Linked DNA regions of Homo sapiens: region 1 is linked to region 2. The links are chromatin loops, found by intact Hi-C in ENCODE. Cell type or tissue: tibial artery. All regions are shown on one strand.

Evidence for each region. Hi-C counts contacts between places; a loop is a spot of excess contacts. Peaks named below come from ENCODE experiments on the same cell type or tissue, not always from the same donor. Only the 100,000 strongest peaks of a DNase experiment are listed, where the experiment ranks them.
Region 1: a loop joins it to region 2, with 2.3 times the contacts of the local background. A loop is called at or near these places in 12 of 110 quality-filtered maps.

Annotation. Positions count from the first base shown.
Region 1 is chr1:8,923,573-8,926,072 of GRCh38, reverse strand. All of the region lies in intron 1 of LINC03153 (long intergenic non-protein coding RNA 3153), which reads left to right. Among named protein-coding and RNA genes, the nearest start is that of LINC03153, 2.1 kb to the left of the region's middle. In tibial artery, no CTCF peak of the experiment used is centred here; no DNase peak of the experiment used is centred here.
Region 2 is chr1:9,083,785-9,086,284 of GRCh38, reverse strand. It overlaps a transcript of SLC2A5 not described here. Among named protein-coding and RNA genes, the nearest start is that of SLC2A5, 15 kb to the right of the region's middle. In tibial artery, no CTCF peak of the experiment used is centred here; a DNase peak (open chromatin) is centred at 1,202.

The sequences.
Region 1 (2,500 bases), 160 kb after region 2:
CAGTACATGTGGAGAGGAGTTTGGTAGCTCTGTTAGCTAAGGTGGTAGGATAGTTTCCGGCGAGGGTGAGGGCTTTGTCTATAAAGGCAGAGACCCTCATTGTAGTAGTGAAGCTCTCTCAGTGAGGGAATACTGGGGTTGGACTGCAGGGGCAATGAGGAGGAGAGAAGCAGGGGCAGAAGAAAGGGAGGCTTCTTTTGCTGCTTCATCAGCCTTTCTGTTCCCTCTTGAAATGTTATCTGATCCTGTTTGGGGTCCTTGACAGTGTATAACTCCTGCTTGAGTTGGCAGGTGTACAGCCTGAAGGAGTTGGTAAATAAGGGGGCCGTTAGTGATGGGGTTCCCTTTGGCAGTAAGGAATCCCCTCTCTTGCCAGATGGTGGTGTGGGAATGAAGGATGTGATAGACATATTTGGAGTCTGTATAAATGTTGACTCATTTGCCTTTGGAAAGGGTTAGGGCTCTGGTGAAAGCTGTAAGTTCTGCTTTTTGGGAGGAGGTTCCTGGAGGTAGGGGCTTGGCTTCAATTACTCAGTCAAGAGAAACAACTGCGTATCCAGCAATTTTGGGGGAGCCAGTGGTCCCAGAAGAGGAGCCATCTATGAATAGCTGGTCATCAGGGTTGGTGAGAGTCTCAGAGGAAATGTTTGGGAAATGTGGCTGCAGGTGGTCTAGGATTTCAGTGCAAGAATGAGTAGGAGGGGAAGAGGATACAGGGAGTAAGGTATTCCCAGGAAGGATGCTGGGTTGAGGGTAGCACTCTTGGCAAGGCTGAATTCAGGATTTTTGATAAAGAGAGCATGGAGTGATTGAATCCGGGAAGGAGGAAGGGAGCTTAATGCTCGGGAGGTGAGGAGATCTTGTAGATTATGAGGATTGTGGATGGTGGTGTTTTGTCCGAATGTTAGTTTCCTGCTTTCTAGAGCTAGAATGGCTGCTGCTGCTAAAGCCCTAAGACAAGCAGGCCACCCTTTGATTGTGTTATCGAGTTGTTTAGAGAGGTAGGCTACAGGGGCAAAGGAAGGAGGATTTCTCTTCTGTTGCCCTAGTACACTGAGGGCTGTTCCTTGGTTCTCGGCAGTACAGACAGTGAAAGGTTGGGTGATATCAGGTAAGGACAGAGCCGGTGCAGTGAGAAGAGTGGTTTGGAGTTTGTGGAAATTGGGGAGTATGTTATATGAGGGGTTTAGGAGTTCATTGAGGGGGACTTTGGCTGCTTCATAGAGGGGGTGAGCCGGAAGGGCAAAGTTGGGAATCTGTATTCTAAAAAAGCCTGCCAGCCCTAGAAAGGAAAGGATTTCATCTTTGGAGGAAGGCGGGGGCAGATTGTTTATGAGTGCTGCTCAGGCTGGGTCATAGCCTGGGCCCCAGGAGAAAGTTGAACTCCTGAGCAAGTCACTTTGGGGATGGAGAGCTGAGCCCTGGAAGGGGAAACTCTATGCCCTTTGGCAGCGAGAAAGTTTAAAAGAGTGACTGTGTGAGTTTGAGAGTCTTTTAGAGAAGGGCTGCAAAGGAGAAGGTCATCCACATACTGAAGGAGACGGCTAGGAGAGAGGTCTAAGGAGGTGAGGTCCTGGGTGAAAGTTTGTCCGAAGAAATGAGGGCTATCCCTGAAGCCTTGAGGGAGGACAGTCCATGTGAGTTGTTGTGACTGGAGGATGTCAGGGTCAGTCCAGGTGAAAGCAAAGAGGTCTTGGGAATCCAGGTATAAAGGAATGGTGAAGAAGGCATCCTTGGCTGGGTGTAGTGGCTCACACCTGTAATCCCAGCACTTTGGGAGGCCGAGTCGTGTGGATCATGAGGTCAGGAGTTCAAGACCAGCCTGGCCAGGATGGTGAAAACCCATCTCTACTAAAAATACAAAATTTAGCCAGATGCTGTGGTGGGCACCTGTAGTCCCAGCTACTCAGGAGGCTGAAGCAGGAGAATCACTTGAACCCAGGAGGCAGAGGTTGCAGTGAACTGAGATCACACCACTGTACTCCAGCCTGGCGAAAGAGCAAGGCATCCTTTGGGTCAATAGCAGTGTAATGGGTTGTGTCAGAGGGATGAGAAAGAGAAGCGTATATGGGTTGGGGTCTATGGGATGAATAGGGAGGACAGCTTGATTGACGGCTCAGAGTTCCTGGACAAGTCAGTATGAGCCATCTGATTTTTTAACGGAGAATGGGGGTGTTATATGGGGAACGTGTTGGTCTAAGAAGACCACATGCATGGAGCTTGTTTATGATGGTCTGTAGGCCTCTTTGGTGAGTCAGAGAAATAGGGTACTGGGGGACATTGGGAAATTTGGAAGGGTCTTTGAGCCAAATTTTGATGGGGTCATGGTGAGTGGCTAAGGAAGGGGTGGTGGTGTCATACATAATTGGATCAACAAGGGAGGCGGGAAGTGGGTACTGGGGAGAGGGGTCAGGGGCTGAAGTAGCGCGAGAAGCAGGAGAGACTCCGGTGGAGGGAGACTGGAGGAAGTGATAGACGCTTTGAATTTGACTAAAAGATC
Region 2 (2,500 bases):
CTTCCTTTACTGCAATGCCATGGTTTCAGTCAATTGACTTTGTCTGTGTAGCGGGCAGAAAGAACCCATCGGGCAGTTACACTTCAGGCAATGACTAAGCTGGAGAAAGAGCCCTTGAGAAAGTCCAGCTGTCATTATCCCTGCTAGTTAGCCTTTCTTCATTATCCAAGTGATCATGAAGATTGAACTCCCTGTCCCACTTCATATTAACTAGTTCCCTTCCTTTGTTCTCAGGGCCCCAGGCCCATCCTCAGCAGTCAACAGAGGACCTGGGAGGGAAGACTTATTCTTGTTGGGCAGTACCTGTTAATGAGGAAAGCATTTCCAGCAATTTCTTAGGACCATGATACCAGAGATGGGATCAGACCCTTCCTCCCTTCAGCTTTTCTCCCTGGCAGACAGCAGAACTCCCAGGATTTGCCTGGGCCCGTTGCATCAGGGAAAGCTTTTCAAATACCAGCAGATAAAACCTTTCTGCAGCCAGCACTTGTCTTGGCCTGGAGGGGAGCAAACCTGCCCCGTCCTGCACCACTGCCACCCCAGTGTAACCAAAGGTAAAATTCTAAGCCGCCCTCCCGACACAACCATCTGAATGAACTTCCTCCTCAGTCAGGGCTCTTAAAACTTAACCTGAGAGACTGTTTCAGGCCATAATGGAAGTGGGGTTCGAACATGCCTCATCAAACCTCTCCAGCACCAACAGTGACACAGACTTTAAGGCTGATAAAAAACATTTTGCAACTTATTCTCTCTGAAGCCTGCTAGCTAAAAGCTTCATCTGCATGGTAAAACTTTGGTCTCCACAACCTCTTATCTTACAGACATTCCTTTCTGTTTAATCCCAGGTCTTTAGACAAATTCAAACAATTATCAACCAGAAAGTGTCTAAATTTACCTATAGCCTGGAAGAACCCTCCCCCACCTTTGAATCGTCCCGCCTTTCTAGACCAAAACAATGTATTTCTTAAATGTGTTTGATTGATGTCTCATGCCTCCTTAAAATGTAGAAAAGCAAGCTGTACCCTTGGGCACATGTTCTCAGAACCCCCTGAGGGCTGTGTCATAGGCCGTAGTCACTCATACTTGGCTCAGAATAAATCTCTAAAAATATTTTACAGTTTGACTCTTTTCATCAACACCAGCACCACATTATCCCAGGAGGAAAAGCAGACGCGTGACAGAGTCAGAGAGCAGGCATAGAGTGCTGTGGCAGTCAGCCAGTGCCCACATCAACACCAAGGAGAGTCCTGCGGGTGCTGTGCAAGGCCGGGGTAAGTCAGTCCTGGTTGGGCACAGAGGCCTTGGGGCCGGGAGGAATCACTGATGCGCCACATTCAGGAAAAGCCTAGAGCAGAGCTTCTCGAACTTAAATGTGAGCTTGAACCACCAGGGATGTGGCCAAAATGCAGGTTCTGATTCAGCAGGTCTGGAGTGAAGTGGATTTTGCATTTTTCTAACCAGCTCCCAGGTGATGGGGCTGTTGCTGGTTTCCAGACCAACGGGGGCTGGAGGATGGTCTGGTTCCAGGGCCACCCAAGGGTGTGGCCGATGCTCACATGGTGTGGCTGCCCCCATAGGGCTGCTGGCTTCCAAAGCGTGTTTCTCAAGATCCTGGGTGAGATGCAAGATATGTTATCTGGATCTGGTGCCTGATGTAGTACCAGAGTCCGTGATGTGCTGGAACATGTTCAACAGGCTGGGATGGTGGGCCCGGGGCTGATTTATAGTGTGAGCTGATTTGTGTAATGTTTCTGATGCCAGTGGGCTAGAGGAGGTCCCCAAACGCCAGTGGGACCTTAACCGCAGGCAGTGTCCAGGCTTTTGACACCTTTGCCAGAAGGAATTCAAGGACAAGTCAGAAAATAGTGAAAGTACAGAGATTTATTGCAAAGCAAAAGGTACACACTCAAGAAAGGAGAGTTCGGGCCTACTCAAGAGAGAGTTGCACCCAGCAGGGTTGGGAGCTTCCACCTTTATGGGTTTCTTTAACCAAGGGGTGGGATATTTATGAAGATTCCTGGAAAAAGGTGAGGGTTTCTCAAAATTGTGGTGTTACCTGTTTTTATGCCAAATATGGATGTCCCAGGAACTGTCATGGCACTGGTGGATGTGGGTTTAGTATTATTATTATTTTTTTTTTTTTGAGACGGAGTCTCGCTGTCGCCCAGGCTGGAGTGCAGTGGCGCTATCTCGGCTCACTGCAATCTCCGCCTCCCAGGTTCACGCCATGCTCCTGCCTCAGCCTCCCGCGTAGCTGGGACTACAGGCGCCCGCCACCTTGCCCGGCTAATTTTTTGTATTTTTAGTAGAGACGGGGTTTCACCGTGTTAGCCAGGATGGTCTCGATCTCCTGACCTCGTGATCCGCCCGCCTCGGCCTCCCAAAGTGCTGGGATTACAGGCGTGAGCCACCGTGCCTGGCCGGGTTTAGTATGTGTTGTTTGTTTGTTTCTTTGTTTTGATATGGAGTTTCACTCTTGTTGCCCAGGCTGGAGTGCAAT